Regions from separate parts of the Mus musculus genome. Here region 2 is linked to region 1. A link is a loop called in an ENCODE intact Hi-C map of the cell type or tissue named here. Cell type or tissue: left cerebral cortex. All regions are shown on one strand. Each heading gives the region's core, and the rest is flanking DNA. Links, peaks and the distances in the headings are about the cores only.

Evidence for each region. Peaks named below come from ENCODE experiments on the same cell type or tissue, not always from the same donor. Only the 100,000 strongest peaks of a DNase experiment are listed, where the experiment ranks them.
Region 2: it touches region 1 in a loop (4-fold over the local background); 2 of 42 quality-filtered maps call a loop at or near these places.

Annotation. Positions count from the first base shown.
Region 1 is chr6:130,069,704-130,085,554 of GRCm38, forward strand. It overlaps the pseudogene Gm24676 and the pseudogene Klra11-ps. Among named protein-coding and RNA genes, the nearest start is that of Klra4, 10 kb to the left of the region's middle. In left cerebral cortex, for the core only: no CTCF peak of the experiment used is centred there; no DNase peak of the experiment used is centred there.
Region 2 is chr6:130,147,119-130,162,969 of GRCm38, forward strand. It overlaps the pseudogene Klra14-ps. Among named protein-coding and RNA genes, the nearest start is that of Gm24712, 8.2 kb to the left of the region's middle. In left cerebral cortex, for the core only: no CTCF peak of the experiment used is centred there; a DNase peak (open chromatin) is centred at 7,339.

The DNA of each region.
Region 1 (15,851 bases), core at 4,148-12,147:
TGTGAATGATTCCATAACACCTCCAGATAGTCACTTTTGTCTGTAACCCTTAATTCTCGGGGAATCATTCCATTTATAAACTACACACACACACACACACACACACACACACACACATGCACACGCACACGCACATACATATACACACATACACACAGAGGATATGGGAAGGGGGGTGGAGAAGCAGCAGTGCTGAACAAAGTGGTCACAGTGTCCCTGTGCAGGCAGATGCTTGTGCTGTCTCAGCTTTTCTCAGAAAAGACTCTGAAGAAGTCAGCTGAATGACTTAAGGACACTATGAACCTATACTCCAAATACATCATTAATTCATGCATGGAATATGGATAAAATTGACACTTAAAGGAGCATCGATTTTAGTTTCCCATGAAGCATGAGTCTGCCAGCTGGGGCATCATGAGTGGAAACACCAAACCAGGCACTTGTGACTTCATGTAAGTCCCATCATTCACAGATTCTTCCACCACAGTACATCAGAAGTGCTGTTTCTTTATAGGGTTGCTGTGAAGGTTTAATAAGATACACAAATAGCATTTTGTTTTCTTGTGTGCAAGACAGGGCCTCACTATTTAGCCCTATCTGGGTTGGAGTTTACCACATAAAACAGGTTGGCCTCAAAAATCACAGAGATTGAATGATTCTTTCTCCCAGTTTCTGGGATTAAATGTATGAATCACCATTTGAAGCTTCAAATAATGTTTTTAATCATAACCTGGCAAATGAATAGTAAGTTGCATTCAATATCAAACATTACTGGGGGGGGCACTCCAGTCTTTGCCTATCATATTGATATGATCAAAAGACTGATACTTTAAGCTTATGTTTTCATGTGGTCATAAAGATTGGTTCACCTCCTTCTTAGGTTTAGAGTAACTGTAATCTAGAATACTGGAAGAACCGGGTAGATTTCAAGAGAAGGTTGTTTTTTATGTTGACTTTTTTTGAGCATTTTAGCTTCCAGAAGCTTCTCTAAGACACAGGCTAGATTTTCTAAGATTGCAGGTGTTTGGAAGGATAGAATAGGGAGGGCACATGAGCAAAAGTGAGAAACTGACACATCTACAGCCTTGAGCTATTGCTGCTCTAGAAAACCCACATTCCTCCCTCCTCTGAGAGGTTCATGTCACCTTGCACATGGAAATATTAATGGTACTGAGATATTCTTGCATCCATATCTCTGCTAGGAGGGTGTCATCTTTACCACAGAGGCTAACCTCATACTCAGGGAACACTTCTTTGTGATTTCTGCATATTGTTTGCCTTCTCTAACACCATGAAAGTCTGTGAGCAAGTATGTCTCTAGTTGCATATGTAGCAGTGGATGGCCTAGTCGGCCATCAACGGGAGGAGAGGCCTTTGGTATTGCGAAGATCATATGCCCCTGTACGAATATGCCAGGGCCAGGAAGGGAGCAGGAGTGGGTGGATGGGTAGCAGGGTGGGGGGAGGGCATAGGGGGCTTTGGGGATAGCATTTTAAATGTAGATGAAGGACATCAGGGATCTTTCCAGCTTCTGGCTATTATACATCAGGCTGCTATGAAAATAGTGGAGCATGTGTCCTTATTACCAGTTGGAACATTTTCTGGGTATATGCCCAGGATAGGTATTGCTGGATCCTCTGGTAGTACTATGTCCAATTTTCTCAGGAACTGCCATATTGATTTCCAGAGTGGTTGTACAAGCTTGCAATCCCACCAGCAATGGAGGAGTGTTCTTCTTTCTCCACATGCTGACTAGCATCTGCTGTCACCTGAATTTTTTATCTTAGCCATTCTGACTGGTGTGAGGTAGAATCTCAGGGTTGTTTTGATTTGCATTTCCCTGATGATTAACGATGTAGAAAAAATTTTCAGGTGCTTCTCATCCCTTTGATATTCCTCACTTGAGAATTATTTGTTTAGCTATGTACCCCATTTATTAATGTGGTTATTTGAATTTCTGTAGTCCAGCTTCTTGAGCTCTTTATATATATTGGATATTAGTCCCCTACCAGATTTAGGATTGGTTAAAATCCTTCCCCCATCTGTTGGTGGACTTTTTGTCTTTTTGACAGTGTCTTTTGCCTTATAGAAGCTTTGCAATTTCATAAGTTCCCATTTGTTTATTCTTGATCTTACAGCACAATCCATTTCTATTGTGTTTAGGAAATTTTCCCCAGTTCCCATATCTTGGAGGCTTTTCCCCACTTTTTTCTCTATAAATTTCAGTGTCTCTGGTTTCATGAGGGGCTCTTTGATCTGTTGAGAGCCGTGCAGTGAGCAATCACCATTATAAGATGGCGCAGGCTTCCACTGCGCCTAACTAGTAAACAAGCCTTATGCGCAAGTGCAAGAGTGAACTCACAACTAGTCACTGCCCTTCTCGCAGCATAGTAATGGGGTGATGGGCGAGCAACGAATCAGGAGCTGTCACAACACACCAGGTGCTGAAACGTCATGCTGCGGGCTATATAAGCAGTGCCATTTTCCCAGTTCGGTGTCTCCTCTCCTAATAAGTAAGCAATAAAAGCTTTGCTGCAGAAGATTCCGGTTGTCCTGAGTGTGTTCTTGCTGGTGGGGACAAAAGCTCGGGATATTGATCCACTTAGACATGAGCTTTGCAAAAGGAGATAAAAATGGATCTTCTTTATGATAACAGCCAGTTGTGCCAGCACCATTTTTTGAAAATGCTGTCGTTTTTCCACTGGATGGTTTTAGCTCCCTTGTAAAAGATCAAGTGACCATAGGTGTGTGGATTCATTTCTGGGTCTTCAATTCTATTCCATTGATCTACAAATGTGGTACATTTACACAATGGAGTACTACTCAGCTATTAAAACAATGATTTATGAAATTCTTAGGAAATGAAGGTATCTGTAGGATATCACCCTTAGTGAGGTAACCCAATCACAAAAGAAGTCATTAGACATGCAAACACTGATTTGTGGATATTAGCCCAGAAACTTAGAAAACCCAAGATACAATTTGCCAAACACAAGAAAATCAAGAAGCAGGAAGACCAACGTGTGGATACTTCATTCCTCCTTAGAATAGGGAACAGAATACTCATGGAAGGAGTTATAGAGACAAAGTTTGGAGCTAAGGTGAAAGGATGGACTATTCAGAGACTACCCTACCCAGGGATCAATCCCATAATCAGCCACCAAACCCAGACACTATTGCATATGCCAGGAAGATTTTGCTGACAGTACTCTGATATAGCTGTCTCACGTGAGGCTATGCCAGTGCCTGGCAAATACAGACGTGGATATTCATAGTCATCTATAGGATGGAACACAGGGCACCCAATGGAGGAGCTAGAGAAAGTACATAAGGACTTGAACGGGTCTGCAACCCTATAGGTGGAACAAAAATATGAACTAACCAGTAACCCTAGAGCTCATGTCTCTAGCTGTGTATGTAGGAGAAGATGGCCTAGTCGGCCATCATTGGGAAGAGAGACCCCTTGGTCTTGCAAACTTTATTTGCCATATATAAAGGCCCAAGAAGTTTAAGTGGGTTGATAGAGGAGCAGGGCGGGGGGAGGTCATGTTAGCATTTCAAATGTAAATAAAGAAAATATCTTTAAAAAACTTCTCAATGAGGAATACCGAATGGCAGAGAAGCACCTGAAAAAATGTTCAACATCCTTAATCATCAGGGAAATGCAAATCAAAACAACCCTGAAATTCCACCTTACACCAGTCAGAATGGCTAAGATCAAAAATTCAGGTGACAGCAGATGCTGGCGAGGATGTGGAGAAAGAGGAACACTCCTCTATTGTTGGTGGGATTGCAGGCTTGTGCAACCACTCTGGAAATCAGTCTGGCGGTTCCTCAAAAAATTGGACATAGTACTACCGGAGGATCCAGCAATACCTCTCCTGGGAATATATCCAGAAGATGCCCCAACTGGTAAGAAGGACAATGCTCCACTAAGATCATAGCAGCCTCATTTATAATAGCCAGAAGCTGGAAAGAACCCAGATGCCCCTCAACAGAGGAATGGATACAGAAAATGTGGTACATCTACACAATGGAGTATTATTCAGCTATTAAAAAGAATGAATTTATGAAATTCCTAGCTAAATGGATGGACCTGGAGGGCATCATCCTGAGTGAGGTAATACATTCACAAAGGAACTCACACAATATGTACTCACTGATAAGTGGATATTAGCCCAAAACCTAGGATACCCATGATATAAGATACAATTTCCTAAACACATGAAACTCAAGAAAAATGAAGACTGAAGTGTGGACACTATGCCCCTCCTTAGAAGTGGGAACAAAACACCCTTGGAAAGAGTTACAGAGACAAAGTTTGGAGCTGAGATGAAAGGATGGACCATGTAGAGACTGCCATATCCAGGGATCCACCCCATAATCAGCATCCAAACCCTGACACCATTGCATACACTAGCAAGATTTTATCGAAAGGACCCAGATGTAGCTGTCTCTTGTGAGACTATGCCGGGGCCTAGCAAACACAGAAGTGGATGCTCACAGTCAGCTAATGGATGGATCACAGAGCTCCCAATGGAGGAGCTAGAGAAAGTACCCAAGGAGCTAAAGGGATCTGCAACCCTATAGGTGGATCAACATTATGAACTAACCAGTACCCCGGAGCTCTTGACTCTAGCTGCATATGTATCAAAAGATGGCCTAGTCGGCCATCAATGGAAAGAGAGGCCCATTGAACACGCAAACTTTATATGCCCCAGTACAGGGGAACGCCAGGGCCAAAAAGGGGGAGTGGGTGGGTAGGGGAGTGGGGGTGGGTGGGTATGGGGGACTTTTGGTATAGCATTGGAAATGTAAATGAGCTAAATACCTAATAAAAAATGGAAAAAAAAAGAGAGAGACTGAACACAAAGTGGGTGTTTCCTTTTTTTTTTTTTTTTTTTTTTTTTTTTTGGTTGTTTGGACAGATAGGATCATGCCTATAACTGGAAAGCCAAAGAGCCGCAGCTTTCTCTAAGCTTTGTACACTTGAGCTCTAAATGTACAGAAGAATGTAAACTGTTAGGAAGCACAGTTAGCATTGTATAGTGACTACCAATGGAATGGACTGGATTGACAGTCCAGTTTTGTTTCTTGAACCAATGTGCAGCATAAACCATGATGTAATAAACTCACATCTCACATGACCAGGTAATAAATCTTTGAAGTGAAAAACTAGAAGAAATATTTGTTTTCTGGAGATTTATCTTTAAATTTATTGTAAAAAAACTAACAAAAAACACACAAAAATAAAAACATTCATAAGCACGCGCACACACACACACATGTTCCTTTTCTGTAAAGGCCTTTATTTGTGAAAACACAATTGCCCATTCCTATATGTTGAGATAGACACAATCACAATTCCACATTCAAACCTTCCAATCAGACCCTCAGACCTCAGTGCTATCATTGCACAGCTGCAAGCTGCTCTTCCTGTCCCAGGCTGATGTGAGGGATACCTGGAGTAGTAACCAGACCACAGCAAAGGATGGCCTGATATCTTGCTTCAAGGGGAGGACTGGTTTATACTGCCCAGCATCTCACCTCTTGATGATGTCTTTTCTGGTAGAACTTTTGCTACCATAGAATATCATAAATTCACAGGTCTTAAGAAAACATAAAACAGTTCTAATTTGAGATTTCCTCTGTTGGTATTCACCCTGGGCATTTGTACTCATAGCTGTTTTAACACTTTGCCTAATCTGCCTACATACATAGTCCTTGATAGAATCAAGCACTGAGAACAAGAAAATGAGAAAGATGATTCAGGAACGTAGTAAGAATGATAAAAGGGGATCATATATGGTTTCCTGTGGATACCTGGGCTCCTGAATACCTAGGGATACAAATTACTCTTGGAGAAGTAAGATAGGTAACAATCTGTAAGACTTTTGCCTCTTCAGAGCAGACTCTAATCCAGCTCCACTGAATTCTTTGTGGAGTGAGTGGGCTTGTCTCATCCTTCTTTAGCCCTCTTTTAAGTTTATTTCTTTTTCTTTTTTATTTCTTCTTTTTTATAATATGTGGTTTCATATATTTCAGGACGGCCCAGAATTAATGTTTAACTGAAACTGCCCTAAACACTCGATCTTATTCATTCTAACTTTTGAGTTCCAAAATTTCAGGGTGATCTGCCATATGGAGCTATCATATCATTCTTTTACTTTTGATTGTGTGCTAACTTTTGTGTTCCTTCATCTTCCAATTTCATGTGTTTTGGGAACTTTATTTTGGGTATTCCTAGCTATTGGGCTAATATGCACTTATTAGTGTGAGCATATCATGTAGGCTCTTTTGTGATTGTGTTACCTCGCTCAGGATGATATACTTCAGATCCATCCAAATGTCCAAGAATATCATGAAATCATTGCTTTTAATAGTTGAGTAGTATTTCATTGTATAAGTGTACCACATTTTCAGTATCCATTTCTCTGTTTAGGGTCATCTGGGTCCTTTCAAGTTTCTGACTATTATAAAGGAAGCTTCTATGAATATAGGGGGCCTGTGTCCTTATTACAAGTTGGAGCATCTTCTGTGTATATGCTCAGCCATGGTATTTGTGGAATGGGTAGTACTCTATTCAATTTTCTGAGGACTGCGAAACTGATTTCCAGAGTGGTTGTACCAGCTTGCAATCCCACCAGTAATGGAAGTGTGGTCCTCTTTCTCCACATCCTTGACAGTCTCTGCTGTTACCTGAGGTTTTGATTTTAGCCATTTTTACAGTTGTTAGGTGGAATCTCAGTGTTGTTTTGATTTGCAGTTCCCTGATGATTAAGGATGTTTAACCTTTTTTTAAAGGTGCTTCTCAGCCATTTGGTATTCCTCAGTGAGAATTCTTTGTTTAGCTCTGCACCCCAATTTTAATAGGGTTATTCAGTTTTCTGAATCTAACTTCTTGAGTTCTTTGTATATATTGGATATTAACCCTCTATAGGATTTAGGATTGGTAAAGATGTTTTCCCAATAGGTTGATTGCCTTTTGTCTTACTGACAGTGTCCTTTGCCTTACAGAAGCTTTGCAATTTGATGAGATCCTATTTGACAATTCTTAGAGCATACACCATTGGTGTCCTGTTCAGGAAATTTCCCCCTATGAACCTGTATTGGAGGCTTTTACTCAAAATCTCTTCTAGTATTTTCAACACCACTTCATGACAAAAGTTATTAAAAGATTAGGATTTCAAGGCCCATACCTAAACTTAGTAAAAACAATATACACCAAACCAGTTGCCAACATCAAACTAAATGGAATGAAACATGAAGCAATCCCACTAAAATCAGGATCTAGACAAGGCTCCTCACTCTTTCCATACCTATTTAATGTAGTACTTGAATTCCTATCCAGAGCAATTAGACAAAAAAAGGAGATTAAAGGGATAAAAATAGCACTGTAAATTGTTAAGAAGCACAATATACAATTGTTAACTGAGTAGCACGTGCAGAACTAATAAATCTTTATATATGTTGTCTTAGAGTTACTAGTTTGAAAACAAATAGTATTCATACACCTCTTCAAGGTCTATAACCCAATATAGTTAGTCATATTTACAGATGACCTCATTGAGACTTGGGTGTCTCCCTTATCCCAGGTCTCTGTCACAGTCTGGACACTAAACCAAACAAACTTAGGAAGAAATGTATTATTTCATTTCACATGTTACTACTGAATGTTAAAGAAATAAGGAATCAGAATGTTGGTGAAGGTTTAGCTATTTTTCATTTCCTTCTTTTTAAAATCATTTATTAATATATTCACCACTCTCTCTTCTCCTACAATTCCCAGTCTCACATGTCCCTACCCCATTAACCCTTTGCCATTTCCTCAGAGAAGGGGAAACCTTCCGTGGGTAAGAACAATATACTCATAGGAAGGAGGGTCTTGGGAATGAGGGAGGAGGGAAAAAGGGTGACAGGATCAGGTGAGGGATGAGACTGAGGAGATGTACAACAGATCAGGAAATTGAACAGAGGTGTGTAGCAGTGGGAGATTGGCACCTGAGGGGGGGAGCCACCAGAAAGTCCCAGATCCCAGAAAAGCAAGAGGCTCCCAGGACTGAAAAAGAATATTAGCTGAAATACCCAACAAAGGGGAGAGAGAAACTTTAGAGAACATATCCAGTGGTTAGATGTGGCTCCTAGTTGAGGGATAAGGCCAGCCATTCATCAATAAAATTTTAACCCAGAATTGGTTCTGTCTAATGAAAATACAGGGACAAAGAATGGATCAGAGACTGAAGGAAATTCCATTCAGAAACTGCTCCTTCTAGATGTGGATCCATACCATATGCAGTCATCAAACCCAGATACTGTTGCTGATGCCAAGAACAGCTTGCTGACAGCGTCCTGCTATAGCTGTTTCCTGAGAAATTCTGCCTGGGCCTGAACAATACAGATGCTGATGCTTGCAGCAAACCCACAGACTACTCATCATGGGGAGGTAAAAGGAGTAGTTAGGGGCAGGACTGAAGGAACTGAAGGGATTTACATCCCCATAGGAAGAACAACAATATCACCAACCATAACCCCCAGAGTTCTCAAACCAAAAAGTACACATGCAGGGACCGTTGGCTCCACCTACATACGTAGCAGAGGATGGCCTTATCTGGCATCTATGGGTGGAGAAACCCTGTATCCTGTGGTGCCCTAGCATAGGAGAATGCTCCGGTGGTGAGGCAGAAGTGGGCATATGGGTGGGGGAGCACCCTCATAGGGTGTACAAGCAGGGGAAATGGGGGATAGGATAAGGGCTTTGCTAAAGGGAAACTGGAAAGAGAATAAAGTTTGAAAAGAAAATAGAGAATAAAATAAAAATAACAATTAATATAAAAACATATTAATTCATAAAAGAAACTGAACCTGGCACCTCTAATTACAGCACACATATCCTCTACCACTAAAGCCAGACAAGGCAGTCCAGATTGAGGAAGGATTGCAAAAGAGCAACAATAGCCTTGCAGGGCCGTGGTTATGGGGGAAAGAGGGGAGTGGGAGAGAACCTGTGTCCTGCCAGAGTTCAGGTGCTTGGGTGGGCTGAGAACTGCACACTATACACATAGCCCTGTGTGGGTGTCTGGATGTGTTAAGTCACTGATCCCATCTAGGTGGGTGGTGGAAAAGGGGCAGCCCTAGGTACCAGGTTCTCAGGCTCTGACATCCCACCCCTAGATACAGCAGAGGAACTGAGAACAGGATAGTGGCTTTGAGTGGCTATCGGCCCCAAGGATGAAGGGAGGGGAGGACAGGGGGAGAGGGGGCACTGGATAGTTTCCACACAGGTGAGAGTTTATGTGGCTGGATCACAGGGTGGCTTCCTAGCAGGAGGTTAGATGCTGCTCATTAGGGGAAAGCCTATCCCATCCTTCAAGGTTGGCTGGCCTTGATGAGCAGAGACTGTCTATGGTTTTAGAGATTTATTGTAGAAAGGCAGGGAGAAAGGAGAGAAAGTGGAAAGAGAGAGACTAGCCATGGCCATGGCCATGGCCATGTGGAGAGAAGAGGGAAGGGAAAGAGAGAAGAAGGGCTAGAGTGTAACAAAGGAGAGAGCTAAAGAGAGCGAGGAGTTGCCAAGCAGCCCCTCTTAGAGTGGGTTGCGCTATCTTACTGTTGCCAGCTAACTGTGGGGAGAAGTATATCTGGCTATATTCAGGTAATTATGGGGGTGGAGTCTAGCCAGAATGATAGAAGCTTGGGACATTGCATGACTGATAGTCATAGAATCATGGACAGGCACTTGATTCTGGGAACATGGATCACCTTTCAGTCACTTGTAGATTCCTCTATTGGTTCACTCGAGCAAGCACCATTCAACAAAAATAGATTGCCTAACATAGTCCCACAAGCCTCTTCTCTGATTCTTAGGGTACCCATATGAAAACCAAGCTGTACATCTGTTAAAAATGTGTAGGGATCCTAGATTCAGCCCTTGCATACACTTTGGTTGGTGGTCCAGTTTCTGTGTTTACTCATATGTTCAGGTCAGTTGCCTCTGTAGGACTTCCTGTGGTGCCCTTGAACGCTCAGGTTCTCTAAACCCTATCCCCCACTGCTCCACAAGATCCCCTGAGCCTTGCCCAATATTTGACAGTGGGGACTCTACATATGTTTCCATCAGATGAATGAATGGCTGAAGACTTCTTCTGTTCATTCAGGAGACAGCTGTGCTAGGTCTCAGTCTGTTAGCACAGGAGAGTATCATTAATCTTGTTATAGTTTGAGTCTTTCCCAAGAAATGGGTATCAAGTTGGAGCAGTCATTTGTTGTCCATTCCTTCCATTTCTACTCCATCTTAATTCGAGTGAATCTTGTAGGCTGGACAAAATTTGACTCAAGCTATTGTGTCCATTTCCCTCCAATGGAATTCCCACTTCGCTACAGGAGGTCTCCACTTCAGTTTCCATATCTCCAGATGCCAGGAGGTTCAACAAGGATGAACCACATAAACACTAGGAGCTTCCCTGACCCCAGGTCTCAGGCTATTCCAAGAGATGCCCTCCCATTGGATTCCTTTCTCTGTCTCAGCCTTTTCCTACACCCTCACACCCACCACACTGGATCCCCATCCCCATTCCTATCTTCACCCAATCTCTTACCTAGTTAACTCCATTTATCCATCTATCATGCATATTTTCTTTCTCCATCTGAGTGAGATATAAGCTTCTTGACTTGAGTCGTCCTTGTGACTTAGATTCTTTGAATCTGTGGACTATAGCATGGTTATCCTATACTTTATGGCTAATGTCCACTTACAAATGAGTAATAAGTTTGTGTCATTATTGGTCAGGATTACCTCACGTGAGTTTATATTTTATAGTTCCATTCATTTTCCTGCAAATTTCCTGATGTTATTGTTTTGAATGGCTATATTGTTTTCTATTGTTTAGATTCAGGACATTTTCTTTATCCATTCTTTAGGTGAGGGACATCTAACTTGTTTCACATGTTTTGCTAGTAAAAGTAAAGTCTCCATAAAAATATTTGGGAAGCCTTGTGATGTATTGGAGCATATTTTAGTAAATACTATGTATTTTTATTTGATTTTCTGACCGTATATACTTCTTTCCTATCTCATTCATTACCTGATCCTGCCCCCCTTTTTTCCCACCACCTCCTATCTCCCTCCCAGGTTGCCCATCTCTCCCTCCCTCTCTCCCTCCCTACCTCCCTCCCTCCTTCCCTCCCTCCCTCCCTCCCTCCTTCCCTTACTCCTTTTCTCCCTCCCTCCCTATATCTTCTGTGATTTTTTTGTTCCCCTATCTATGTAGAATTGAAGTATGCATACTTTGGTTTTCCATCTTCTTCACCCATATAGTTTGTGGGTTGTATTATGGGTATTCTGAGACTTAGGGCTAATATACAATTACCAGTGAGTAGGGACCATATGTGTTCTCTTTTGCATGGGTTACCTCATTCAGGATGGTATTTTTTTACTTCCATCTATTTGTCTGTGCTTTTCATGAACTCAATGATAGCTTTATAGTATTCCATTGTATAAATGTACCACACTTTCTGTATCCATTTCTCTGTTGAGGGACATCTGGGTTGTTTCCAGTTTCTGTCTATTATAAAAAGTCTGCTATAAACATGTTGCAGCATGAGTACTTGTTATATGTTGGAGTATGTTTTGAGTATATGCCCAGTAGTGATGTAGCTGGGTCTTCAGGTAGAACTATTTCCAAATAGCCGAGGAACTTCCAGATTGTTTTCCAAAGTTGTTTTAACAATTTCTGAAGCACATATATAAAATTGGAAAGATACAGAAAAGATTAGCATGGCCCCTGTGCAAGGGGGGTCTATTTTTTTTTTTTACTTCATTGTCTCACTCCTAAAGTTCATTTACAAAATATTAAGGTTTAGAAAACCCAACAAGCACGCCTTTAACTCATCACTCAGGAGGCAGAAGCAAAGGAATCTGAGTTCCTCTCAGTCCTACAGAACGAGCTCCAGAGCAGCTAGGGTAGCACAAAGAAAAGCTGACTCAGAAAAAACAAACAAACAAACAAACAAAAACATCCCAAACAAACAAAAACCAACACCCCAGAAAACAAAAAAAAATTTCAGGACAAAAAGACCTTAAAATGACACCATTACTGAGTGCACCTGAACCTGAACATGAAGGACACTCCCAGAGTGGCAGTATCCAGTCACTGGAGAGGTACACGGCTCCCAGATTAAAACAAGTTACTGCATCAATACTAACTGTCCTGAGTTTGATCATTTGGATACAGTTGTATAATATAAATTATTGTCCCTCGAATAAAATGAGGAACATGTGTGCCTCAATTTTATTTGTTTGTTTTGGTTCTATGACCTAGGCTCTTGCTATATTCTTTTTTCAACAATTGTGTCTTGGCCTATTAATTGCCAGAATCACAGTGTAATCTACTACATTTAGCAAATTTCAAGTATTACCACCTTTTTTTTTAAGACCTAAAATTATATATGAATTAAATTGGGAAGATAGGACAACATACGACTTGGGTAAAAATAATCCACTTATCTTTGACCTACACTTGCAACTCTTCACCAACTTTGATATTATATTTTATGGACAAAGGAAACATTTATAAGATTGAGAAAAAAATTACAAACGAAACAAAAATCAAAACAAAATTGTAATCAGCTAACATGATAAATCAAAGACATTTCTTCTCTTAATTGTACTTTCAATTAAGACAGTTTGTCTTGCCTGGCAGTGGTGGCACATGCCTTCGATCCCAGCACTTGGGAGGCAGAGGCAGGCAGATTTTAGAGTTTGAGGCCAGCCTGGTCTTCAAACTGATTTCTAGTACAGTCAGGATTACACATAGCAACCCTGTTTCAGACAAACAAGCAAGCAAATGAACAAACAAACAAAAACAATTTGTCATAACATTAATGGAAATTCATGCTGTTATTTTAGGGGGGGGACTTCTTTATTCAGTTTTATGGGAGTTTAAGTAATCAGAAAGAACACAATTCTGAAGGCTTTAGGGCAAAGCGTGCCCATTCACCTGAGTAGATGTGTCCTCTCTCCAACAGGATAGAAAATGACCTCTGTTCTGTCAAGATAGGTACGAGAAGACAGTCCCAATGTTCTTGCAGCTTTGTTTCTCTTCACAGCAGACTATGTTCTGTAATCAAAATACTTGTTTGTTGGAGTCATGAATTATTACAAGAAACGAATAAGGATCAACACATTCCATTTTTACCTTTAACTCTGGTTGGAAAGTTAATCAGGGAATTTATCCAGTTTCTTCCCACAAATACAGTAGTAGGGAATATTACAGTCAGTATCTTCTATTCTTGCTTTAGATAAAAATACACATCCTCTAGACTTAAAGTTCATTTTCCTTATTTTCATGTCACTGAAGAGCAAAGACAAGAGTGGGCAACTAGTAAATTTTGAACATTCACTGAAAAAAATCATGATTTTAAAAATTCTATTGGCCAAAGTATACAGAATATATAGCCTAAGTTTAGCCTAAGTTCATCATGAAAATATTTTCTTCTAAGTTCATTATAAAGAAATGGTCTCTTATCACACCAAAACTCTACATCACATTTCACACTCACAAGTGTTTAATCAGTGGTTAAATCTGATTTTCAATATTTTCAAAGAATTATTTTACCAATCTTGCTTTCCCATTTATATTTTGTCAATAAGAATGCTAGGACGATAGTAAAGCAGATGTGTTTGGCATACAAAACAAGGTTTTATAGGTTTGTGTTTTAAGGAAAAGGGCATATTTGAAATATAGTCACAGATGAGTGCTTGTAACTAATATTTTTGCATTGTTTCCCTTTATTCCTAAGCACCCCATAGCTAACAGGTCTTCACAGACACATAGTAATCTACTGAATTCCCTGTCTGCAACAGAACTCTAATTTCTGCAGGATGATATTTTAGGGACCATAACTATCTTTCTGTTAAAAAAAAAGTCAGCTATATAAAAAAGTAAATTATAACACAGACAAATTACCACAAAAACAGGAGCACTGTGCATTCTGGGACACATGGGCTACATAGCAAAATGAAGTAAAAAGGTAATTATTTAATAATTGATAATTAAGATTATCTTATATAAATCAACAGAAATGGGATTTCTCCTCAAGTTGAGGTGTTAGGAGGAGGATCTCAGATGGTCAGGGAAGCACTGTTGCTAGTTTTTCCCAAAAAGTAGAACTGACTAAGGAATGTATTCAAAACGAAGATCCTCAATAATAAATCCAGCCAGGCATTGTGGGACACAATCCATCATCCCAGTTGTGAGGAGATGACGGTAGATGGATCACAGTTCAAGGCTAACCTTCAATACAGAGGTAGTTTGAGGCTATCCTGGGTTAATGAGACTTTGTCACATGAGAGAAAGAGTGTGAAATCCACTGAAACCACATGGAACTGCCAAAGGATGAGTCTTTAGCAAAATAAAACATTTTGGAATTTTGGATTTAAGATGAAGAAAAATAGAATATTCATATTCATCGAATTTAGGAATGGTGAAAAAAAGAAATAATCAGATAAGATGAAAAATATATGTTTTGGATTCTGAGTGTTCAAAGACAAAGGAAGATTTTGAACTGGAAAAGAGGTAATGGGAAAGAATAAAGGATGTGTAAACTTAAACTAATTGTGTATATAGGCTTTAAGGAAAACCACTACTTAGGTAGCTTATAGTTGACAAAGACAAAACAGACTCCATATTCCTTTGGAGGTTTAGAGACTTGTGTGTGTGTGTGTGTGTGTGTGTGTGTGTGTGTGTGTGTCAGTGTGTGTGTAATTTTTGCGTGTATGCTTGTTTGTTTTGTAGGGGTAAATTTTGTCTTATTGTGATTTTGATTTGTGTTTTTACTTGCTTGATTTTATTTTCCTTTTGTTGTTGGTTTTTTTTTTTTTCAGAGATAGAAATAACATGATGTTGAGTCTGTAGTAAGGTAGAGAGCAATAAGGCATATTCAGTATGAAGGGAAACAGATCAAAATATAAAATGTAAGTATAAAAGTTACATTTTCCATAAAAATGTAACTAATATGAGAATTAAAATTTAGAAAAGCGTTACAATTACAGAAGATATTAGTTTTTAAATCGAAACCAAAGTACAAGGCAAAGGAGACCTACAGAGAAATTACTGCCTGGTCAGGTAGATGACAGAGTTCTCCCAAACAGCACAGGCTATTGCTCCTGCCCTTGGGTTTCATAACTATTTGATAAGGCCTTGTTTCTGAAGATACTCCTCATTTTGACATCAGGACCCAAGAATTCAATTTCAAACCAATATGGAAATACCTTCCCCTAGGCAGGCTTTCAAGGGGTTAGTAGGTTATCTACAGGTTTTAGGGGAGAAAAGGTATGAGTAGTCTTATCCTGCACTGGACCTTTTATGCTACAATGGTGACCTGCAAGACAAGACATGTTATAGGATCAATAAATGTATTCTTATTGGAAATGAGACCTTTACCATGGGAGGCAAGCATGCTTGGTGTTGTAATCTAAATCAGAAATCCAATATTGGGAAGTTCAAATGCCCCACTTTCGAATTTGGTATAATCGCTCTGCTTAGTGAGCAGTGGTTAACATTTACACCTATAGCCTAGACCTGTGATGCTCTCAACCTCCATCAGAGGAGCTTCTTTATTCGGTGAGGCAGAGTCCATGCAGTGTGTCAGAATTGGTCAAACTGCTTTGGAGAAGTGTTTATGTGCTGAGCCCTAAAGGAGACATCTATATCAACTTCTTCCTTTCCATACCACCAGCAAGTCTCAGGGAATAGCAGGGAAGAGAAAATAAAAAAGGTAGCACCAGAGAAGAAGAAAGGCTTTGTGAAATTCTGCCTTCTAGACTTCTAGACAAGATTAATTTTTTTAAAGTT
Region 2 (15,851 bases), core at 2,725-10,724, 76 kb after region 1:
TAGGGTAGCACAAAGAAAAGCTGATTCAGAAAAAAACAAACAAACACATCCCAAACAAACAAAAACCACCACCCCAGAAAACATAAAAAAAAATTTCAGGACAAAAAGACCTTAAAATGACACCATCACTGAGTGCACCTGAACCTGAACATGGAGGAAACTCCTAGCATGACAGTATCCAGTCAGTGGTGAGGTACATGGCTTGGAGATTAAAACAAGTTACTGCATCAATACTAACTGTCCTGAGTTTGATCATTTGGATACACTTGTATAATATAAATTATTGTCCCTCGAATAAAATGAGGAACATGTGTGCCTCAATTTTGTTTGTTTGTTTTGGTTCTATGACCTAGGCTCTTGCTATATTCTTTTTTCAACAATTGTGTCTTGGCCTATTAATTGCCAGAATCACAGTGTAAACGACTACATTTAGCAAATTTCAAGTATTACCACCTTTTTTTATAAGACCTAAAATTGTATATGAATTAAATTGGGAAGATAGGACAACATACGACTTGGGTAAAAATAATCCACTTATCTTTGACCTACACTTGCAACTGTTCACCAAATTTGATATTATATTTTATGGACAGAGGAAACATTTATAGCATTGAGAAAAGTTTACACATGAAACAAAAATCAAAACCAAATTGTAATCAGCTAACATGAGAAATCAAAGACATTTCTTCTCTTAATTGTACTTTTATTCTTTTTCTCTTTTTTTTATTACATATTTTCTTCAATTACATTTCCAATGCTATCCCAAAAGTCCCTCCCCCCACTCCCCTACCCACCCATTCCCATTTTTTGGCCCTGGCATTCCCCTGTACTGGGGCATATAACGTTTGCCTGACCATTGGGCCTCTCTTTCCATTGATGGCCGACTAGGTCATCTTTTGATATATATGCAGCTAGAATCAAGAGCTCTGGGGTACTGGTTAGTTCATAATGTTGTTCCTCCAATAGGGTTGCAGATCTCTTTAGCTCCTTGGATACTTTCTCTAGCTCCACCATTGGGGGCCCTGTGATCCATCCAATAGTTGACTGTGAGCTGTGTTTGCTAGGCCCCGGCCTAGTCTCACAAGGGAGAGCTATATCACCGTCCTTGCAACAAAGGCTTGCTAGTGTATGCAATGGTGTCATCGCTTGGAGGCTAATTATGTGATGGATCCCTGGATATGGCAGTCTCTAGATGGACCATCCTTTTCTCTCAGCTCCAAACTTTGTCTCTGTAACTCCTTCCATGGGTGATTGTTTCCAATTCTAAGAATGAGCAAAGTGTCCACACTTTGGTCTTCGTTCTTCTTCAGTTTCATATGTTTTACATATTGTACCTTATATCTCGCTATACTAAGTTTCTGGGTTAATATCCACTTATCAGTGAGTACATTTCATTTGAGTTCTTTTGTGATTGGGTTACCTCACTCAGGATGATGCCCTCCAGGCCCAACCAAGACAGTTTGTCTTGCCTGGCAGTGGTGGCACATGCCTTCGATCCCAGCACTTGGGAGGCAGAGACAGGCAGATTTAAGAGTTTGAGGCCAGCCTGGTCTTCAAAGAGATTTCTAGGACAGTCAGGGCTACACATAGCAACCCTGTCTCAGACAAACAAACAAGCAAAAGAACAAACAAACAAAAACAATTTGTCATAACATTAATGGAAATTCAGGCTCTTATTTTAGGGGGGGCCCTTTATTCGGTTTTATGGGAGTTTAAGAAATCAGAAAGAACACAATTCTGAAGGCTTTAGTGCAAAGCATGCCCATTCACTGAGTAGATGTGTCCTCTCTCCAACAGGATACAAAATGACCTCTGTTTTGTAAAGATAAGTAGAAGAGGACAGTACCAATGTTCTTGCAGCTTTGTTTCTCTTCAGAGCAGACTATGTTCTGTAATCAAAATACTTGTTTGTTGGACTCATGAATTATTACAAGAAACGAATAAGGATCAACACATTCCATTTTTACCTTTAACTCTGGTTGGAAAGTTAATCAGGGAAATTATCCAGTTTCTTCCCACAAATACAGTAGTAGGGAGTATTACAGTTAGTATCTTCTATTCTTGCTTTAGATAAAAATAAACATCCTATAGACTTAAAGTTCATTTTCCTTATTTTCATGTCACTGAAGAGCAAAGACAAGAGTGGGCAACGAGTAAATTTTGAACATTCACTGAAAAAAATCATGATTTTAAAAATTCTATTGGCCAAAGTATACAGAATATATAGCCTAAGTTTAGCCTAAGTTCATCATGAAATTATTTTCTTCTAAGTTCATTATAAAGAAATGGTCTTTTATCACACCAAAACTCTACATCACATTTCACACTCACAAGTGTTTAATCAGTGGTTAAATCTGATTTTCAATATTTTCAAAGAATTATTTTATCAATCTTGCTTTCCCATTTATATTTTGTCAATAAGAATGCTAGGACAATAGTAAAGCAGATGTGTTTGGCATACAAAACAAGGTTTTATAGGTTTGTGTTTTAAGGAGAAAGGCTATATTTTAAATATAGTCACAGATGAGTGCTTGTAACTAATATTTTTGCATTGTTTCCCTTTATTCTTAAGCACCCCATAGCTAACGGGTCTTCACAGACACATAGTAATCTACTGAATTCCCTGTCTGCAACAGAACTCTAATTTCTGCAGGATGATATTTTAGGGACCATAACTATATTTCTGTTAAAAAAAAGTCAGCTAAATAAAAAAAGTAAATTATAACACAGACAAATTACCACAAAACCAGGAGCACTGTGCACTCTGGGACACATGGGTTACATAGAAAAATGAAGTAAAAAGGTAATTATTTAATAATTGATAATTAAGATTATCTTGTATAAATCAACAGAAATGAGATTTCTCCTCAAGTTGAGGTGTTAGGAGGAATTGGACAAATCTCAGATGGTCAGGGAAGCACTGTTGCTAGTTTTTCCCAAAAAGCAGAACTAAGGAATGTACTCAAAACAAAGATCCTCAATAATAAATCCGGCCAGGCATTGTGGGACACAATCCATCATCCCAGTTGTGAGGAGATGACGGTAGATGGATCACAGTTCAAGGTTAACCTTCAATACAGAGGTAGTTTGAGGCTATCCTGGGTTAATGAGACTCTGTCACATGAGAGAAAGAGTGTGAAATCCACTGAAACCACATGGAACTGCCAAAGAATGAGTCTTTCGCAAAATAAAACATTTTGGAATTTTGGATTTAGGATGAAGAAAAATAGAATATTCATATTCATCAAATTTAGGAATGGTGAAAAAAAGAAATAATCAGATAAAATGAAAAATATATGTTTTGGATTCTGAGTGTTCAAAGACAAAGGAAGATTGTGAACTAGAAAATAGGTAATCAGAAAGAATAAAGGATGTGTAAACTTAAACTAATTGTGTATATAGGCTTTAAGGAAAACCACTACTTAGTAAGCTTATAGTTGAGCAAGACAGAACAGACTCCATATTTCTTTGGTGGTTTAGAGTCTTGTGTGTGTGTGTGTGTGTGTGTGTGTGATTGTGTGTGTGTGTAATTTTTTGCGTGTATGCTTGTTTGTTTTGGAGGGGTAAATTTTGTCTTATTGTGATTTTGATTTGTGTTTTTACCTGCTTGATTTTATTTTCCTTTTGTTGTTGGGTTTTTTTTTTTTGGCAGATATAGAAATAACATGATGTTGAGTCTGTAGTAAGGTAGGGAGCAATAAGGCATATTCAGTATGAAGGGGAACAGATCAAAATATAAAATGTAACTATAAAAGTTACATTTTCTATAAAAATGTAACTAATATGAGAATTAAAATTTAGAAAAGCGTTACAATTACAGAAGATATTCGTTTTTAAAGAGAAACCAAAATACAAGGCAAAGGATACCTACAGAGAAATTACTGTCTGGTCAGGTAGATGACAGAGTTCTCCCAAACAGCACAGGCTATTGCTCCTGCACTTGGGTTTCTTAACTATGTGATAAGGCCTTGTTTCTGAAGATGCCTCCCCTAGGCAGGCTTTCAAGGAGTTAGTAGGTTATATAAAGCTTTTAGGGGAGAAAAGGTATGAGTAGTCCTATCCTGCACTGGACCTTGTATGCTACAATGGTGACCTGCTAGACAAGACATGTTATAGGATCAATAAATGTATTCTTATTGGAAATGAGGCCTTTATCATGGGAGGCAAGCATGCTTGGTATTGTAATCTAAATCAGAAATCCAATATTGTGAAGGTCAAATGCCCCACGTTCAAACTTGCTATAATCTCTCTGCTAAGTGAGCAGTGGTTAATATTTACACCTATAGACTAGACCGGTGATGCTCTCAATCTCCATCAGAGAAGCTTCTTTATTCGGTGAGGCAGAGTCCATGAAGTGTGTCAGAATTGGCCAAACTGCTATGGAGAAGTGTTTATGTGCTGAGCCTTAAAGGAGACATCTATATCAACTTCTTCCTTTCCATACCACCAGCAAGTATCAGGGAATAGCAGGGAAGAGAAAATAAAAAAGGTAGCACCAGAGAAGAAGGAAGGCTTTGTGAAATTCTGCCTTCTAGACTTCCAGACAAGATGAGATTTTGTAAAGTTTAGTTCATTTTAGAAACCATTATTAGGTGACAGCTGCTGAAAAAGTGAGATTCACTTCTTTATTGAGTGTGTGGCTATTGTTGGATTTTCTGGTTCCAGTGCATGGCCTACAACCATGCACCTGTGGACAGTTAATTAGTAAGGCAAGAAGTTATCATGGGACATGTTAGAGATTTGAGTAGGAGTAGGGGCAGATATGTTCATATATTATTTGATGTATATATGGTACTAAAGAAAAAGTCATATTATTAAGAAAGTTAATCAGTAAACAGATTTCTACCAGAGTGTAGATAAAAAATAAACTTGAGATTCACACAACACACCTTTAAATGGAAGGAAAGCATTCATATGTATGTATATATGAACATGTACTTATATTTATTAATAACTGAAAATGATATAAGCTAACAACAATAAAAAATGTTAAATGAATATCTGTTATACTCAGACTCATTGTATCTGTCATGACCATTCCCTCACATTACACCATCTTAAGTTGTTGATGGTCTAGTGCCCTTCCCATGTTAGAACACACCATCCTTAGATGTATGCAATACTAAGGCACTTTTGGTCAACTCCTCAACTATATATCTTCCTTTTGTAACACTTGATCAGGAACTCCCTTATACAACTTGTCCTTACTTCTGAGCTCCATAGAAAATGACGAAAACCATGAGAAGTAAAGAAAAGCCTTTGCAGACAACCCTCTCAATCCCCAAGGGAGGGTTAGAGTCTGAAGGGATCAGAAACTCACAGTTTAGATTGGCCATTGTCAATCCACACCCATTCCTTTTTTTTTCTTATCATATGACAATCCAATCCAGTAACTCTCTGGAATAACATGGCATTGAAGGAATTTCTGTATAGGAAACAATGTAGCTTGTCATGAAATTTCTGTATGTTGGATGAGAGATCAAGTAGGAAGAGTTCCCACCACCCACATTTCACTCTCTGCTCTCTTATCCTCCCACCACTCAGTCTCATCATATTCATTTTCTAAATTGACTTCCTATTTATATCAAATTGAGGTCAGTTCAATAAACTATTTAAAATAAAAACTTCAAGTGTCCTCGGTTCATGATTTGATTTGGGACTTTGTTTATTATTGAGTCTCAGAATTTAAACAAGGTTGCTCTTGAACTCACAATATTCCTACTTAAGGCTGGAATTTTTTAGATTTATCATTTTTGACTGATGCATAGATTCCTTCTATTGCATCTAATATGTGTGAGCTAAGCAGAGAATTCTCAACAGAGAAATATTGAATGCCCAAGAAGTACATTAACAAACATTCAAAGTTCTTAGCCACTAGGGAAATGCTAGTCAATACAAAACTGAGATCATGTCTTACCCCAATAAGAATGGCTAAGTTAAAAAAGTTAATGATAGCACATGCTGACAAGGATATGAAGAAAGGGGAACACTACTACAGTGATGATGGGGGGAACACTTGTAGAAATCAATTTGGTGGTTTCTCAGAACACTGGCAATACTTCTATCTCAAGAAACAGTACTACTACTCCAGGGCATATACTCAAAGATTCTCTACCATCCCAAAAAGACTCATTGTCAGATATGTTCATAGCAGTTTTATTCATAATACCCAGGAATTGGAAACATCTTAGATGTCCCTTCACTGAAAAATGGATAAAGAAAATGTGCTACATCTATGCAATTGAGTACTCTTTAGCTATGAAAAAAATCATCATGAATTTTGAAGGCAAATTGATGGAACTTAAGAATATCATCCTAAATGTCAAATCCTAAAATGACATTCATAGTATGTCTTCACTTATCAGTTGATACTATACATAAAATGCAAATGTACATGATACCCTCCACAGAACCCAGTGGCTGGATAAAAGAATGCCACAAGTAAGAATGCTTGAGTCTCAATGGGAATCAGGAATGTAATAATCATAGAAGGTAGATGGAGGGAGGGAACTGAGTGAAAAATTAGATCAAGGGATCAATTAGGGTTCAGAAACTGCTGTGCGTCAGGTAGAGAGGATGGCCTGAAAGGAATGAGAATGAATTGAAATCTGAAACTGATAGGGGGTGGATGGGGACATCTCCCAGAAGAGATGGATATCAGTGATAGGGAAAGTACACAAGAGTCAATGGGGGTGTCCTTAGCTGTATCTCTATATAACCTGGGTAGGCAGCATCCTGTGGCAAATGAAGAATTCCTGAGGAGTGACAGGGAAACAACATACCCACAAAACTTTGTTCCTAAACTTACCACTTCTACAATAAATACAGGGATTTGGGATGGTGTAAAGTCTAAGGGAATAAACAACCAATAACCAGCTTAACTTGAGTCACATCCCATGGAGAATCATCAATCCCTGACCTAACTAATGATACACAGTTATGCTTGCAAACAGGATTATAGCATTGCTGTCTTCTGTGAAGCTTTGTTCACAATCTGAATCATACATAAACACCCATAGCCAAACAGTGAATGGAGCTTGAGGACTCTTCGGGGAGAACAAGTGGAAGGATTGTAGGCTCTGAAGGGAGTAGGATCTCCATAGTAAGACGAAGAGAATCAACTAACAAAGACCCTTGTGGTTCTCAGTGATGGATCCACAAACAAAAAACATACATTGGGTTGAAACTCATCCTACCTGCATGTGTGCAGCTTGGCCTTCAGTGTAAGTTCTGAACAAGTGGAGTAGGCACTATCCCAAAGGCTGTTACCTGTACATGGGTTAAGTTCTTGTAACTGGCCTGCCTTGTCTAGCTTCAGTGGGAGCATATGCACCTAACCTCATGGAAATATATTGTCCTTTGTCATGGGGATACCTAGGGGACCCCATCCAATCAGAGGAGAAGGGTAGTTAGGGATGGATTATGGATCAGGATTTAAAATGAATAAATAAACTACTATTCTACCACTACTACTACTACTACTACTACTACTACTACTAAGGCTGCTGCTGCTAATAATAATATTAATAATATTAAATTTCAAAAATTGGTTATGTTTATTGTATCAAAAGGAAAATTACACTATTTTTGACATCAATATCCATTTATAATTTTAAATAAACATTATTAAATTGATGTATGAATATCATACCATGTTATACACAACAAAATTTTCAAGGTGATTCTGCAATTATTTTTCTAGAAAAATGTAGTCTTCAAATTTGAAAAGATTTCATAAGCAATAATTTAAAGAGGGGATGATAGAATCTTGGAAACTTTATTTTCTTTTAAATAGACATTTCTAAAGATGGATATCTATTTTACAGGACATAAGAATAATATGCAGTATGTATTGTGAACAGTTTCAGTGGAAATTTCTATGGAGTTAACTACTCAACCATTTAATTCTACAGTTTTCATATTATCTCATTTTGCAGACAGGACCCGAGCACAAATGCTTTCCCTGTTGTCATCTGATTGATTACTCATCTCAGGCAGTCTCACTTTCAGGTTCTAAATAGCAAATCCTAAAAATAGGGGTTTACTTGGCACTATATGGAGATAAATGACTGTCAGTAACTGGATATGCTAAACCAAAATATTAAACTTCATCTGGGAAAGATATCTTTCTGAAGGATTCTCTTGGACACTACTGAGAAATGAAGGATACTGAAAGACAAAAGTGTCTTTGTAGTAATGAGTCTCCACTTAATAGACTTGTGTCCCACAGTTTTCTTCACATTACAGGAAAATCATATACAAATGAAAAAAAAATGGATCCAGTACCTCATTACTCAGGGTTAGAAACAGAATCTAAGAAAATAAGAGGAAAGTGAGCCTCCACAATACCAGTTCATCTTCATCTTCTATCTTCACAAAGGGTAAGCTGTAATGCTGGCAGTTCGCTTTACATCCACTCCATGTAGTTTTGTTCATGATGAAATAATACCATTTAGTACCATAGCAGAACCTGTATTTAACACCTCTGCCTACAACAGAGAAGGTAAATGGCTAAACTTATTATTTTCTGGTATTGTTTTATCAGCGGAATGTATTTATTAAATCTGTGTTTAAAAAAAAAGAGGTAAAATCTCATAGGTCTCAGAAAGTAGAATTCTATAATGCCCAAACACCCCTGCACACTCAGGCATGATCTAGACAACATTGTTCATACCACTAGAGATCTAGAAATATTTCCTGTGTCAATCATGGATGAATCGTTAGAGAAAATGAAGCACATACACACAAAAATATTGCTTATCCTTTAAAGGAAAATGAATCAGCTTGACAGGATGATTTATGCCTATGACATGAGAACTCCTCAGAGAAAGACAGGAAGATCACTAACAGTTTGAGGCCTTCTTTGCCTAAACAATGACTTTCATGTCAGTCTTCTCTACATTGTGAGTTCCCAGTCATCCTGGGCTACAGAATGACATCATGTCTCACAACAAATCCAAAAGCAAGATGCTGACCTATGTGACAAACATCACTGAACTTGAGGATGGCTTGCAAAGTGAAACACACTGGGCATAGGGCCACATAATATGATTCCATGGAGATCTGTTTTTTTGTTTGTTTGTTTGTTTAAAAAACAAAAAACAAAAAACCGTAAAACAAGTTCTGTGAAGCAGAGGCATGGGAGATACCAGGGGGCAGAGCCAGACAATGAGAACTTGCTACTCAGAGGCAGTTAAACTCCTGACAGAATTCTAGATATGGAACACTCAACCACACACTTGTATATGCTTAGCATTGTGTCAAAGTCTGTGTTAAATTCTTTTATCTTAAGAGAAATAAGAGATAAATGAGAATGGTTTTGGTGTTGAAAGTCTGTTCTCCTCATTATGTTGATTCCACCAGTGTTGTGCCCACATGCCCAAATGTTCAAAGTTGAATACATTAAAATGTGTGCAGTTTGTTTTGCAAGATCCTCTCAATATGAATGTTTTGTTTAGAGAGTTGCTGGAAATGGCCATGCTTTATTAGGTAAGTTTATTTCCAACCTTCACTTTTCTGTGAAGAGGTATCAATGTGTAGCTCAGGTTGGCCTTGAAACTTCTGGGATGACCTTTTATTACTGAAAGTTATAATCCTCCTCCTTCAACCTCACAGTCATAGCGATTACATCACTATGCTATCCTATACAGGTAGTTAAGTTATTTTAAAGTAATGCCACAAAAGTTTTTCGATGGGTCTAGAATACTTCAAGGATTGTTTTGGAGCTTTTTTTTTTCCTATCACAGATTTTATTATGTAACAGTTTTAAATATATTAATCCTCACATAATGAGAACCATCCCATCCTACTGTCACAGAGTGGTGAGATTATATACAAGAGCACTTTGTTACAAATCATGAAAAAGTAGTTAATGATAATTGATAAACTGTGTCAGAAAAATGACCAGTCACTCGCATGGGCAAGAAAGGTTCTTTGTGACTCTTGATGTTTTCATTTTTCCAGTCTCATTCACTGTGTCAGTGGCAGACTTGCAACCTTTAAACACCATGGTTAAATTCCCTTGTCTGCCCCAGGGAGGGTCCCTTTTACAAATGGTACAGATCTCTCAAAACCTGTCAGATGGGAAACACACATGCACACACACAAAAAATATCTTCTAATAACTTCATCCATGTAAATGCTCTAAGTCCATTTTAGCATAAAAATTCATAAATATACTCTTACTAAAACCTTCCATATTCTGTCAGCAACAAAGTTGTAGACTTAGATTTTATGCTAGATATAAACAATCAAAATTATCAAAGGTACCAATTTGTAATTCCCTCCCCAGGGGGCAGTAGGAGTGCCAAACAGAACTTTCCTTCTAGAAACTATAAGGTTCTCCTAAACCAAATATGGATTTCTGAGTTTCCATATCTCTACATGAAGTAAGGAACCCCCAAATGATTAACCCACAGATCACAAGCATCTGAAGCTGCTGGATGTACTTCAAATCTTCCAGAGAAGAAATAATAGATAATAATGCAATTCTGTACTCATGGTATTCCTCTGCTACATACCTGTGTCTCGTGAAGAATCTGAAACACTCTTGGTTTCACTGTCCCATCTCTCCTGTTCTCTGTTGATGTATTCCAGAAGTTCATTGCTTGGCCTACAATCTATAGACTTATTTGTCGACATTTCTTCCTTTAAGTTGAAATCCCTTTGCATGTTGCTGCAGTTATGGTGGTGGTTGAGAGTTTCATGGATTTCTTGTTTGTGTTGACTATACTGAAAAACGAAATTAATCACAGATATAAAATAAAAATGCTTAAGAGAAATGCATATCAATATTTAATGTTAGAGGATAGGCTTCACGTGGAGAGCCAACACATATCATTATTTCCTTGGTATTTAACATTTATAAATTATTACTTCAATTAACTCATTATAGAAAGAGATACTTCAATTTTCTCTAAGTTAAATTTACTGTAAAATAAATTAACAGAGCTGAATAAAATTATGGTGGAACTAACTTCCATTCACTTCAATTTTACAGCACAAATTTGCAGATAATTACCTAAGTAAAATAATCAGTGAATATTTAGCAAACTATGAAAATGTGAACTAAAAAGAAAAAAAAAATCAAAAAGACAAAAAACAAAACAAAACAAAAAAACACAAACAAACAAAACAAACAAACAAACAAAAACTCACGTAAAAAATGGCACAATTCTTCTTTGAGCATATGGTTTGTAATATATTCACATACATAGTTATGTTTTGGCATAGCCTGAAACTGATTGACTTTGTTAATATAGAGAAATCCAATTAAACTTACCTTATTGTCTCTGTCAGATTAAATCTTTTTACGTATGCATAAAATATACTTTGAAGAAATATAAAAACAAGGCCATTGATTCTTTGCACAGATGTTTCTCAAAAAATGTTTATTTTAGATGCTTAATCATCTGAGCTGAGAAATTAAATGATCATCAAGTCCTCAGAAGGAACATGATCAAAAATGAGACTGAAAGGGCGAACTGTCAACAGTCCCAGAGTTAACAGATTAAGTATGAAAAGAAGAGTACACTGCAGTTATTCAGGAAAAAATATCATAACTCCAGAGATTCTGACGCATCCCCTCCTGATTATAGACAGAACAATGTACAGCATGTATTACGGCATAGTTCATGTCTAAAGCTATTCTCTAGGTGGAAGCTCAAAGAAGGTGCATCTCAGTTACTTACTCTTTGCCACAAACCCTGCAACAATTACCAGCCGAAAGGAACAGAGGATTCCAAGAGCTATCACAATGAGCTGCCAAGGGACTGAACACACTTAAATCAGCAAAACAAAACAATAAAAATCTCTATTAATAGAGTAGATCTCAATACTAATTACAATTTGTGTAGCATGGAAACAAGGAAATCTTTGCACAAGTCTATTATATGAACTGACTGAAAATGTACCCTCAAGATTGTAGATTTCTACCTAAAATGTAAGGATTTTAGAAATTTTACAGGTGTTCACAAAATTTTGAACAAGGCCTGAGCCTTACACAGTGAATCCTCCTGACTCAGATTAGAAGGAGCTAGATGACAGGCATGTGCACTCACCCAATTCTATAGAGAAAAAAAGTGCAATCTACAGATGGCATTCAAGGCATAGGTACTATCCAAGTACAAGGTATCAAGCTGAGGCATGCAGCCTACCAAGAGAGATAACTGAGGATGGGGAGGAAGGAAAGAGGGATGGATCTTTTTGAGAAATGGTAGGAAACCACAGTTGTTCTAGACATGATCTGTATGCATCACCATCCTTGAAAGTGCCTGTAATTCAAGAATCACTTTTTTCCTGTAAGTTCAAAATTGCTCCATATAATACTAAATATTTGGGTGTATCTAAGGTGTTGGGAATATGAAACACATGCCTGTGACTACCATTAATAAAAAAAAAAAGATAAAAATTGCAGATTGGAGTACAGCTGTACCAATGTGTATAGAGTAAATAAAAAGAATAGAAATTGAGATTTTCTCAATTTCAGTAATAAACAAAATTATTCTTTGATTTTTTTTTCAGGAAGTCCCCATGGGGTTTACTTATTCCTACATGGACGAATCCTCTCGTCCCCTCTCTCTGCATCTGCAACTTTTTCTCTAGAGAAAATGTCCTTTTCTGATGGACAATTGTTTTTTGCAAAGTGGCATTATATATTTGGATGTTTATGACAATTAAAACATGTTCTTCAAGAGTGAAAATATTGTTTCTAATGCATAGGCTTCATTTCCTTAGGATTTTGCTTCCCTATAAAATTGGTTTTTTTCTCCAGACCCTAGTTTGTCTGCCAGTATTAAAGTTTAGATGTTTATGACAATTAAAACACTTTCTTCATGTATGAAAATATTTTTTCTTTTGGGGGAGTTTGAGAAAGGTTTTCTCTGTTTTGCCTGGCTGTCCTGAAACTCACCCTGTAGATCAGGCTGGCGTCAATCCCAGATATTCACCTGTCTCTGCCTCCCAATTAAAGGGATGAAAGGCATGCTCCACCACTGCCAGGGAAAAGTATTTTTTTCTAATGCATAAGCTACATTTCTTTAGGAGTTTGTTGCTCTAGAACATTTCTTTACATAAAAAAAACTCTTTTTTTTTAATGTTAGTTTTGAAGTTTTCAGAATTCTTCTTGACTAGACTAAAGGAAAAAAAACCCTCCTAATAGTTTTTTACTTCTTGTTTCCCAAGAAATGTTTTCTTACTGATTACCATTGTTCTAATCAGCCCATCTGATTTATTCCCTTATTAGCAAACATCTAAAAGGTAGAAGGGTTATATATTTCTTTCTGTTTGATTTTTTAATTTTAAAACTTGATTGCTTTATTTTTAAACTTAATTTTGTACAATTTTGTACATAATAACCCTCCAACTAATACTATTTTCTTCTCTCACCCTTGTGTATAATTAAGCCCAGATGAAATGGAACATTTTACTTTTCAATAAAAGCCAGTAGGATATTTTCAAACTACTAAATATTTAAAATACATCTTTTAAAAAGTGATTTTAGACACTTAAAACACTTACCTCTTAGGCCAGCTTTTCTAGATCTCTGAGTCCCCTCAAGTCTCACCTGGCTGTTCAACCCTGAAGACTTGTGGAATCTCATAGTTGGGAAAGTGACCTCCTGCTCACTCATCTTGGGAATACGTAGAGTATGTTCTTTTAAAAAATATGTCCTTGAGTGATTCATAAAGAAAACATTAAAATGCCAACCTATTGGAAGGTACCTGGATCTAGTGATACAGAAGGTTGAGAAAGGGTGGGGTTTGACTAACTCACTTAATCATCCAAAAACCCTCAAATTCCATTACAGGTGAGAAACCTTTGCAGACTTGCATTAAAATTGTTTTTATTTCTAATGATAACAGCAGTTTATAGGAAATATAGAAGTATTAATGCCACAGCCCGTTTGTTCAAAATATCTAGCACATAAAAATGGTAGGTAAAAGTGCTACCACTGAAAACCATTGAAAAAAAATTAAACAATCTATTCAAATAACAAAGAGTCAAAGATTTAGGAATAAATAAAAATGATGCTTTAAAATTATTTACACATTTTGATATACACATGAATGCTAAATGATCTTTCAGTCATATATATATATATATGTATATATTATATATATATATATGTATATATTATATATATATATATACACACACACACACACACACATATATATGTGTGTGTGTGTGTGTGTGTGTGTGCGTGTATGTGTGTGTGTGTGTGTGTGTGTGTGTGTGTATCAGACTTTCCCAGACACTACTGCAGGTGACTCAAGAGACAGAAATATCTCTCTTAATGAAGCTCCAATCAGCTGAGATATCCTACCTCTCAACACAGCCTCAGTCTACACATTCCTCCGTATGGTTGGACCAGGTAAGTGGATACAACCAGAAAAGATCTTACTGAGTGTGATAATTCATGCCCAGAAAGCCAATACTGAATATTTTCTCTTATCTGAGGTTTCTGCTTCAGTCTTCAGAAAAGATTTGTTATCTTTAGTAACTGAAACAACTAGAAAAGTAGAAAGGGACCTTGCCCATGGAGTATGGGAGCAACAGGAAACAGCATAGAGAATAAAATACACATTTTCAATTTTAAGACCTTCCATCTAAATAGTCATGACACATATAACATACTCATACATAATGTTGCAAGAGGAGGTTATATGAAATTGTCAGTATGAAGCACACATGATCTAATGCCCATAAAAGATACAATGTGATGATAGATATCAATGTACTAGGAAACACTAAACATTTGTAACTGGCATTACCCTTACATTAATAACTGAGCTAAGAGCCAGCAGATAGGAAAGACAAGCTGCATGTGTGATAGCTTTCTTTTCTACTTTTTTAATTTATGAAGTTTTCTGAAGAGATTCACTGTCTTATTTCTTGACAAAAAAATTCTTCAATTACAGAATTTTTTTACAAATTTTTATTAATTAGTAGTGCTCTTCGGGTGATTGTATTCAAGCCAATGTGCATGTGTCCAGAAGACCATTTTACAAGGTGAGTTCTCCCTCTCCTCTTTCCTTTTAGGTACAAGGATCAAACTTGGGTATTCAGGGTATTCAGTAGCAAGCACATTTACACACTGACACATTTTACATAGATACTATTATCACAACTTTCAGATGGATAATATATAAACATTTAACCAAACTAAAGAGTCATGAACTCCATAGATTCCTCTACCTTAAATTCTTAGCACACAATACAAGTCCCAGCATACTCCAAAAGAAAATCACCAGTGCAGAATAACAGTTTTCACATGCTACCAGATTTAACCTGATATAACACAGCCAAAAGGTCTCTCAGCAATCCTGTTCTCATGTGACACCGCGTGAAATTCTCTAGAGTATATTTTATCATTTGTTAGAAAAACAATAAAAGCAGCTATTTTTACCTGTGTCTCCACCCTGAAGTGATGCCGGTAGAAAGAATGGATGCCTGAATTGGGGTAATGTGGTCCTTTACTTGTCTGTATCCCCTAAGAGGCTCCCAGAAGAAAGGCAGAACTAAATTTCCTCCAAGTGATACTTCATGTTTTTCTGCCCCTCCTCTCGACCAAACTGAAAAGAGGAAATTGCTTTTGAAAGCTGAGTCTGAGAGAAAATTAAAGGAGTAAAATATTGGGTCAGATTCTGCAAAGGAAACATCTATAAATGATATTTGAAGACAGAGAAGATGAGCACTCCTGCAGACAGAGCAAAACATGTGTCCCCAGCAAATCAAATGGGAAAAAGAGGGACTGAAGATTCTCTGCTCCCAATTTTTAAATTTAGTGCTGGGAATCATTTGTGCTTCTATTTTTTAATACTTACTTCTTGGTTTTAAATCATGCTAAT